Linked DNA regions of Homo sapiens: region 2 is linked to region 1. The links are chromatin loops, found by intact Hi-C in ENCODE. Cell type or tissue: ovary. All regions are shown on one strand.

Region 1 (5,000 bases):
GGGTAGGGCTGGGACACGGCGGGTGTTGCCTGAACACCTCAGAATGAAGGAGCAGTGAGGAAGGGCTGAGTCTGGGAACCAGCTCTGCTGTGGAGTTGTCTAAGGAAGCTCCGTTATGCAAAACGCCTCATTGAGGGACCACACCCTCCCCAGCCACACACCACAAAAGGCTCCTGTTCAAGGGTGTGAACACCTTTATAACATCAGCTGAAAGATGACTGACAACTGAAAGCCAATGGCAGAACAGCACACGGCCTCTCAGGAAGCAACTCGGAAGAGTCGCGGTGCTTGGGATTCAGAGACACTGACAGGGCCAGGGAAGGAGGGGACCTGTGTGACGAAGCTTGTCCTGAGCTCTAGTCTCTGCCCCCAAAGACCCTGAGACACAGCGTCATCATGTGTCATGGCTTTAGGACATCCAGTGTCCCTCCCCCAAGTTCAAAGACCCCAGGGAGAGCCAGGGGGCCCAGGAGGGACCAGAGGAACAGGGAGCCGGGAGGAGGCCAGGAAGGCCAGAGGGTAAATGGGAAGGGTCTGGAGTCCTGGGCGTCCTGGGACCAGCCATCTGAGGGTGGCTGGCTGGCTGCAGCTGGTTTTAAAGATTTAGTGGACAACTGGAGAAACCCCAGTGTGTGGGTAGAAGCTAACCTCTGGGCAGCATCCTCCAAGAAGCGTCTCAACTATCTCAGTGTCTGCGATGTTGCAGATCAGAGAGCCACCGAGCTACTTCTAAGCTTGGTACCAGAGGAGCCAAAGCAGCCACGGGGCCGAAGTCTCCCGGCAGCACCCCTGTCTGCTCCTGACGGGATAACTGGACCCACAAAAGGCTTTGTTGCTGCGGTTCCCCACGGTGGTTTCCTATTGTGGAGGAAACAGGCTCAGGTCAGGAGATCCAAACAGTCAAAGGACCCAGTCCTCCTAGCAGGGCTCCCTGAAGGGCGCGCAGCAAGTCAGACGCTGTGAAAATCCAAACTGACAAAGGACAGAGGCCGGGGTGGGGAAGCAGGCAGGAGCTGGTCCTTTGCCTCACAAAAGGGCACCTGCAGGGGAGAGGCCTGCCCTGCAGTGGGACTTTCTTGTTTGGGGAACAATGAGGTGACCCGGGGGAGTCTAGGCAGAGCAGGTGGGGACAGGCAGCCTGGCCTTGAAAGGCTCAGGTCCAGGGAACCAGCCAGAAGCCGAGATCAAGGACCTCTGAGCCCCGACAGTGCCCCCACTCACCTGGTGGAGACTGGATTCATGCAGGGCTTTGCAGACTCTGGGGCACTGGGGCCTGTGAGCCACACAGTTTGCAGCTGTGCTGGCGGGAGCTTGAGAGGGTGGGAGGGCTCTGCAGGTGAGGAAACTGAGGCTGGTAGGGCAGAGAGGCTTCCCTGTGCCAAGCCTTGCCCAGCGCTCCAGAGCTGCGTGGGGCTGGGACACCTACAGCCTGGTAGCCTAAGAACTGAAATCTGAAAAATGTAAGTTTTATATAAAACAAGTAGATTATGGCGAATACAAAATCCACATGCATCTTTGAAGTCCAGTGTGAGGTTCAGAGAAAGGCTTGGAAGCTGCAGGCCACATGGACCCAGCCCAGATCCCAGGTCCCTGTGCTCCAGCAGCAAAGTGGGGTGCCCTGGATGAGCAGTGGGAGGCCCAGGGAGGAAGAGGCCTCCATCCATGTCCCCCTCTGAAGGTGAGCGGGCGGGAGGGGAAGGAGGCCACCGCTGCCTGAGGTGGCCCTGGGGGATGTGGCCTGAGTGCAGCTGGGCCCCAGGACAGGGGCTGACGTGGTCTCTGTGGCCTCTCCCAGCCCTTTGCTGTCCTTTCTCAGCTGCTGCTCTTTCCTAGATTCTCATCCCCCAGTGTGGGGTGCCTTTTCCCAACCTCCCTCTGGAGCCTCCCGTCAATCACATGAAAAAGAGAGAGAGAACTGCCATCCCACGGAAAACTCGGAATTTCCCTTTCTCCCTTTCTTTCTCTGTGGCAAGTCTTGGCCAGCACCCTGAGCCCACAGGCAAGATGCCTCACTGTGCCCTCAGCCCCCTTCCCACTCTGGGAGCAGGATGGGGTCTGAGGGACCCAGTCTTCCCGGCCACGGACCATTATTATCGAAGTAGGAAGTAATACTCCAAGATGGATTTCACTCTCAACTGGAAGGTCCACCCCATTCCTCGCTCAGCAGGCCAGGGAGCCGGGACTCCAGGCAGAACGCTCAGACCCTCTTCCCCGAGCAGCCTCTCCAGCCAGAGTGAGGAGCCGCACACCTCATTATCACCCACAATCCTCCAGCAGGTGCCTGCAGCCACTAACAGTCCCTGCAATTCAGCAGAGCCTGTGCTTTAATCGTCAACAAAGCAGTAACACCACAGGCAATTTCTGAAACAGCAGCCCCCAGGGAAGAGAAACGTGCACGTCTCTGGAGAGGTACGCTTCTCGCCAACTCATTTTCCAGCCTGAGAAAAGGTCATGTGGCTTCACGTGGAGCATTTCTCACCAGGCTGTGGAGTCCAGCAGGACAGCATGGGAGGTGAGTGGGCACCTTACCAAGGAGGTGTTCCTTAGCATCCCTGAGAGAGCCCCACAGGGCCTTCCGGGCTGCTGAGTTTACATGTCTTTAACACGGAAACATGGCGCTTCTTGAGAAAGAAAAGTTTCCAGATGGCAGGGCTCGAGCACACTGAAAAGGATAAATATTGGTGGCCTGTAGTCCTCCAAGCTTATGGGGGCCCAGCAAGAACAAGAAGGGAGGGAGATTCACTGTTGGACAGTGGGGAAAGATCTTCTAGGATCTCATTCATTTATCCGTCGGATGAATACATGAATTAATGAATTAATGAATTAATGAATTAATGAATGAACATGTGGGCTGCGGCACTGGGCTTCCAGAACTCACAAGACACATCCCTGTCTCCTATGAGAAATGCAAAATACATCTGTGAAACATGTGAGCCAGCAGTTGAGGATGGCGCCCGGCGTGTGTGGAGTGGCAAGGCTCACCCTGGGAGAGGTAGCTCCAGATTCCCGCCGTGGTGAGATGTCACCGAGCTGGCCTGGAAGGATGAGTCGCAAAGGGGAGGAGGGCATTTGAAAGGAAGAGAACAGCACATGCAACGTCCTGGAGGCATAAAAGCAAGGTCCACCCAGGAGTGAGGAGGACTCTGCCCGGCACATGAGGAGGCCAGTGGTGTCCACGGCCAAGCTGTCGCACGGCTGAGTCTTTTCTCTACACAGATGAAAAAAATGGAAGAAAAATCAGGATAGACCGGCCTGAGCAAGCACCCCTGAATCTTTTGGTCAAAGTCCTACTGGAAAGATCTGTCATAGATTGAACCGTGCTTTAGTTCAGAAACTGTTTATAAAGTGTCAGCAGTATCTCGGCCAGAGTGGCTCCAAGGCAAGTTGACACCACGATGGAGACTCTCCCAGGGTCATCTCCATCACCCCTGGGCTCTAGAGGGTCCCAGGATAGTGAGAAGAGAACAGGAAGGCTTGTGGAGTCTTAGCAGCTTCCACTGGGAGACACAATAGGGAGAGGAGGCCTATTGCAGGCCTGGCTGGTGGAAGAATCTCTGCAGCCTCATCCATCCTCCATTCGTCTCTTCCCCTGCCCACTGTCCTGCCCTCCTGCATCACCCAGAATCCACGGGAACGGCTGGGGCAGGGCTTCCTCCCGGGGCTTGTTCTTCTGGGCCTGAGGCCTCTTACTGATGAAGCAGCTGCCGTGGGGCATTCCTAAGTCTTATCTCACCCACCAGGTATTTCAGTGTTGTCCTGCATCTTTGAGATTTTGGGAAAAATATAGGTTGTAGTGGAGTTGTAGCTAAGCAGTTATTTCAAAACCAAGACAAACTATTATGTGGAAACAAAGTCATTCGATCAGGTGAGAACACTGGGAAGGAGGGAGGCAGCCCGTTCTCCACACCGCTGCTCTTAGCTCACACCACAGACCTCCACGTGGCTGAGGACGGACGGCCCCACACCCCCTACACCCAGGAAGCTTGGCCACGGTTTCAACCATGTGGTCGGCCTCTTGCTGTGGGAGGGAAGGTGAGTCCAGTGACAAGGACCCCTGAGTTTCACTCTCAGTTCTGTTGCTTATGAGTCACATGAACTTGAGGGTAACTGGCGGCAGAGAGGGTAAGAAAGTTCATCTGTGAAACGGGCACGATACTCATCGTGACAGTTAAGTTTCTGCATCAACCTGACTGGGCCATGGGGTGTCCAGACACAGGCATCATTCTGGGGGCGTGTGTGAGGGTTTCTGGAAGAGACTGAACGTTGCATCAGTGGACTGAGTCGAGCAGATGGGCCTCCCCATGTGGGTGGGCCTCATCCAATCAGCTGAAGACCCGAATCGAGCGAAAAGGCTGAGTAAGCAGGACGGCTCCTGCCTGGGTGCTTGCCCTGGCCCCCGGGTCTTTTCCCTCCTCGGACTGGCACCTACACCACTGGCTCTCCACTGACTCAGCCTGGAGCTACACTCCGAGCTTCCCTGGATGTCAGGCTTGCCAACTGCTGATGTTGGGACATTTCAGCCTCCATAATCGTGTCTGCCAACTTCTTATCATTGTAGATTCTTTCATCTAAATCCACAGCCACATCGCAGCTATGTCTACATCAGCTCCTTCTCCTGGCCCCGTTTCTCTCGGGAACCCTGGCTGATATGCCCACTGTATTAGGTCATTTTTGCATCACTATAAAGGAATACCTGAGGCTGGGTGATTTCTCGAGAAAAGTGGTTTATTTGGTTCATGGTTCTGGAGGCTGTACGAGAAGCAAGCATGGTGCCAGCATCTGCTCAGCTTCTGGAGAGGCCTCAGGAAGCTTTCAACTGTGGGAGAAGGTGAAGGGGGAGCAGGCATGTCACTCAGCAAGAGAGTGAGGGGGAGGCACACACACTTGAAAACAGCCAATCTCCATTGAACTGAGAACCCACTCATCACCAAGGGGATGGCACTAAACCATTCATGAGGAATCGCCCCATGATCCAATACCTCCCACCAGGCCCCACCTCC
Region 2 (5,000 bases), 390 kb before region 1:
AGTGTGCCACTTTCAGTGACTTCTCTCCCTTGTCTCTAACACTGCTGCTCCCCTTGGTGTGTAATCCCCTGGTTCTTGGTCTCTGCTCCTCTGCCTCTTTATTTCTTCATCCCACTCCCACCAGGTTTATTTTTTTAAAAAGTCACAGTGACCCTGTTTTCTCTTTACTTGAATCTTTGAGTGGCCTATCTTCATTTAGTCATAGGTCTGAATTTCCTTTCCCAGAATTAATTCAGAATCCCAGTCTGCCCTGGTTCTGCGTCTTCTACCAGGATACCAGGCAATCTGCCAGGCCCTTCTTCCACCACCACCTGCCCAGTAGTTACCTAGAAATCCTAGCAGTCTTTAAAGCTTGGACGTAATCACCCTTTTTTCTCCCTGACACCTTCCCTTAACTCTTGTAGGCTGTTACTTATATGAATGTATATGGTATCCTTGTTTGTTAGTATTAGCTACTGCTGGGCATCATATGACATCTAACAAACTTACGGAGACAAGGGATTGTGTCTGACTTGACCTCCCTGTGGTAACAGTGTCATTTTCTAAACACAGTGTGAAATGTGTGTTGGTTCGATTCTGCACCATTCATGTAGTTATTTAGTTATGTGCTTATCGGAGCATAGAGAAGGATCCTGTAATTCCCCCATAGTGTATCAATTATAGCATTCCGTTGTTTTAATCTAGCTCACTATGAATGGCTTTGTCCTTTTTTCTCCTGGTATTTTGCCTTTCTTCCTCCCCAAAGATGTTTCATAAGTTTACAATATCAATTGTGTTTATTTTCATTTGAGTACCATTTCTCAATTGAGGGACTCAAGTGATAATTATGACCAATTTTCTAACATAATTATTGTAAACATGCCGCTTACCAGTGACATTCATTTTATCCATAACCTGACCAAATTATTGGTTTAGAACATTTCTGCACCATCTCAGTTACGTGTTGCCAGTGTCTAATTATGTGTATGTGTATAGCTATGCTTGTGCTGAGAGGCAGTAATTGTATTTTTCAGTCTTGTTCATATCCACATCCCTAACTGACTGGCGCCTGCTTGGGCTGGTTTCAGTCCAGTCAGGACCTCCGAGGACACGTCAGGCCTCCAGCTGTGCAAGCTCCTCTCAGACCATCCCTGCTTCTCCAGAGCCCAGACCTTCACACCCACCTTCTTTTTGCTTAATTGCCAAGATTTTTACATGACTCCTGGAGCACGTCTTTTTAACATGAAATTTCAGTGCTACAGAAACTGTAGCATGTGAGTTTGGTTTCAGAAGTACAGTGTTTCAGATAGAACTTTGCAATTCAGGAGAAACTGAAAAATAGGGTTTGGAAATGTTATAGGACAAAGTGTTGACATTCAGTTAATTGGGAAACAGCTTGAGTCATAAAACACTATTTACAATTTTATTCTTTTTTCTGTGTTCCTGCCTTACTCTTGTTTTAAAATACGTGTCCCAGCACCTCATATTGTAACCAAGCTCTAGTATATTTTATATTCTTCTTTAGACAGTGACTTATGATATTAAAAGGATATATTATCCTCAATCAGTTTTGAATTCTTCTTAATGAAACTAAGTGCTTTGTGAAGAGAATATTTTCTTTCACTGCCTTTTGCTTCCTGAGTCATAAAATGATTCCTTGTATCTTTATTTCTTACTTAAATCTAGGAGTTTACTGGAGATATACCATGGACTCTTCCTAGTAGTCATCATTAAGCTCATAGTAATAAATTGAAAGGGTAGTTTGGTTAGGTATAAATAAATTGTAGAATCATTGCAACAGATTCTTTTTTTAATCTTCAAAAATAGTTTGAAGCCTACTTGTTAAAAGATTTTCCGGGACTACATGTAATGTTGCCAAATTAAGCATAGATGGCGCTGTTGCTCTCTATACTACACATGGTCCAGGCCACTGATTGCTTTCGCATTTTCTAGCATTTTCTTAGGTTTTTCAAACTGTAAAGAGAACCATGTCACCTCCCTACATTGATATTTGTTAACATTTAAAATATGAACTTCATTTTTAGTTGGAATTTCTTATTGTGAGATCACTTCAAAAATTATCCTTATATTTGTGTTAACAGTAAGAAGATACGTACTTGTAGATTATTGACACATGCATGGAAGTGTTTAGATAGAATGCATAAGGAAAGCTAGCAGCAGTTTCCTCTGGAGAGGGAACTTGTAGTCTTACAATTAATGCAGTCTTACAAAATACAGCAACTTTATGCCCTTCACAAACTTTCTGTTTTGCTTGCTTGAGTTTTTAAAAAATATTTGCATATCTTTTGGCAAGTAAAACCAACTTAATAGTAAAACTAAGAAAACGATCTTATCTGTAAGTATGTACATTACAGCCATTTGCCTACCCATGTGGAAACGCACATAAATACACTTAGGAAAGCAAACGATCATTGTTATCCTGGCAGCAGTTTCTTGGAGGGGCATTTGCATTATTGGATCACTAACCGTGTATGAGCGACGCGGTTTTTACTAGGACGCTCCTGACGCTATACCTACCGTCCACTCATCTTCAGCTTGCCGCAGGTTCGCAGCTCTGTGGCTGTCTGTGGAAGCATGATTCATGGATCCCGTGAGCCTTGGGTTCTGGTCAGGTTGTTCTGTTTGTGGGAGAGCCTACCTGGGTACTGTGGGGAACAGGCCGTGGGTTTGCTCAGTGGGCCTGGACTGTCTCACAAAGTCTGGCCGAGAGCCAGATACACTCACATAATTTCCATTTGAGCCATTACAAATGAGAAACGTCTCCTGCTTTTATAACTCAGTAATGGGAATGTGACTGTTGAAAATAATTATTTTCTTTGTTTTGAGCCCTTAAGAAAAGAGACTTTATTTTAATGTTTTTTTTTCCAAAAGCTGAAAAAATGCTTTTTAAAAATCTTTAAGTATAGTGGTTATATTCAGACTATATTTAATTTAAAATAAGCAAATTGTAACAAAGTATAAATATTTTAACATTCAGCAAAATGAAATGATAAAGCTAAGAGACTATCCTATGATTTGTATATTTATTGGTGCCAAGAAAAGTGGAGAATTAGACCTTTTACAAGCCGTGGTACAACAGACCATCCTATGTTGGCCTCAGCATACAGAACAGAGCAGTAAGACGCTGGCTGCAACCCCAGAGGGACTGAAGCTACTCACCGTTCCTGCCCCAAGATCCACTCATCTGGAAAATTGTTAATGGGGGCATGCTTTGTGTGTAGCACTGTCATGTAACCATTTGCTTCTAGCTTTTTGTTCCTGCTATTCCTGTGTTTAAAGCACACTTTGCCTCCTTTTTCTATGTCTCCAAAACAGCATCCATTCCCAGAAGGTCGTCCTATGTAGGTACTGAGGCTTTTAAAAGATGCTACCTCAGGTTCTGAGAGTAATATTAAAAAGCAGCTCCAGATCGACCATGTGGTCTTTGGGAGGAAGGCTTTGCTGCTGGGATGATTGCTTGGCAACGAATAGCATTTATTGGGATATATAGATTTTTTATATGGATGTTTAAAAAAAATCGGACTTACACTTCTTTTATTGTATTTATTTTGATGGTTTGGTGTGATCCACATGTGTCTTATTTTTTAGGGTTCAGGATAAGTTTGAGGTGCTGAATTACACAAGCATTCCTATCTTTCTCCCGGAAGTCACCATTGGAGCTCATCAGACTGACCGTGTCTTACATCAGTTCAGAGAGGTAAGACTGTGGAAATGGAGAAAGCTGGCCAGTGGATGAGTCTGCAGCACCTGGGGACAATGCAGTCACTTCTCCAGAAAGGAGTTTTTGTTGTTGCTGTGTTTTGTTTGTTTTAGTGAAGGAGCCTCTTTTTCATTGAAATAATTCTCCCTTTTCCCCGTATTTCTGTGTGGAAAGCTGATGAAGTCCTCAGATGACAGCCCCAGAGCAGAGATGTTCTTCTGGAAGGTTCTTCATCAGGCATATTATCTTGATAGGAGAACACTCTGTTCATCAGCTGTTATGTCAGTTTCTTTACTGTCAGATGTTACTTCTGGTATTTTCTTACTCTTTGTCTGTAAATAATGAGGGTTCCATTTCTGCAGAAGGCCCTTAGGCCATATGGGAGGACATAGGGAGGGCAGGCAGAGCTTGGGACAGACAGCGAGGGTGGAAGTTGGTAGGGGCAACTGTGTCATTGATCTTCTTATCCAATTGCCATACCTTCTTAGTGAGTTATTTGTTCTGGCAAGATTCCATTAGGTTCGAGGCGTGTGTAAGTTTCGCTGGGAACCAGCGGGTGAGTTGCAGCCTGCACTGCAAATCCCAATGTCAGTGGACTGGGAAGAGCACGATCCATATCCGCGGCAGTGGTGGCTGTGGTTTGTTATGGGTAAAAGTGAAATAGTTGTATTAAATCAGAACTCCAAGCTATGCCTTCAACATGTAGATGAGTTGAAATCTAAATCTTTTTGCATTACTATAATTGTCTGAGTTGATATGAGCAAATTGCCTGAAGCACCCACTGAAAGTCTGAGTAGATCCCCTTGCTTGCTTTCTTACTCTACTTGGCATTTTCTTTTAAGTAAATTTTTTGGATTGTTTTGGAAGTGGTTTTATTCAGTGTGAGGATTTGGGGAAAACACATAAAACCATAAAGATATCTCTCAGAGGCACCTGCGGTTAATAATCTGTGTTCACCTCCTTCTGTCTTTGTACACGTGTGTGAGTGTGTGTGCTGTTTCTCCCTTTGTCCTTGTATACTTGTGTGAGTGCGCGTGCTGTTTCTCCCTTATCTGTCCTTGTACACGTGTGTGAGTGTGTGCTGTTTCTCCCTTTCTGTCCTTGTACACTTGTGTGTGTGTGCTGTTTCTCCCTTTCTGTCCTTGTACACGTGTGTGAGTGTGTGTGCTGTGTCTCCCTTTCTGTCCTTGTACACGTGTGTGAGTGTGTGTGCTGTGTCTCCCTTTCTGTCCTTGTACACGTGTGTGAGTGCATGTGCTGTTTCTCCCTCTTTGAGTGGGGCTCTGCGGATTTGCTGCTT

What was found. A loop is a pair of places that touch in the nucleus more often than their neighbours do. Peaks named below come from ENCODE experiments on the same cell type or tissue, not always from the same donor. Only the 100,000 strongest peaks of a DNase experiment are listed, where the experiment ranks them.
Region 2: a loop joins it to region 1, with 7 times the contacts of the local background. A loop is called at or near these places in 1 of 110 quality-filtered maps.

Annotation. Positions count from the first base shown.
Region 1 is chr2:239,597,551-239,602,550 of GRCh38, reverse strand. No RefSeq gene overlaps it. Among named protein-coding and RNA genes, the nearest start is that of LINC02991, 22 kb to the right of the region's middle. In ovary, no CTCF peak of the experiment used is centred here; a DNase peak (open chromatin) is centred at 2,980.
Region 2 is chr2:239,988,771-239,993,770 of GRCh38, reverse strand. It overlaps NDUFA10 (NADH:ubiquinone oxidoreductase subunit A10), which reads left to right. Exons shown (of 10, transcript NM_004544.4): 9 at 3,589-3,697. Among named protein-coding and RNA genes, the nearest start is that of NDUFA10, 34 kb to the left of the region's middle. In ovary, a CTCF peak has its summit at 1,880; no DNase peak of the experiment used is centred here.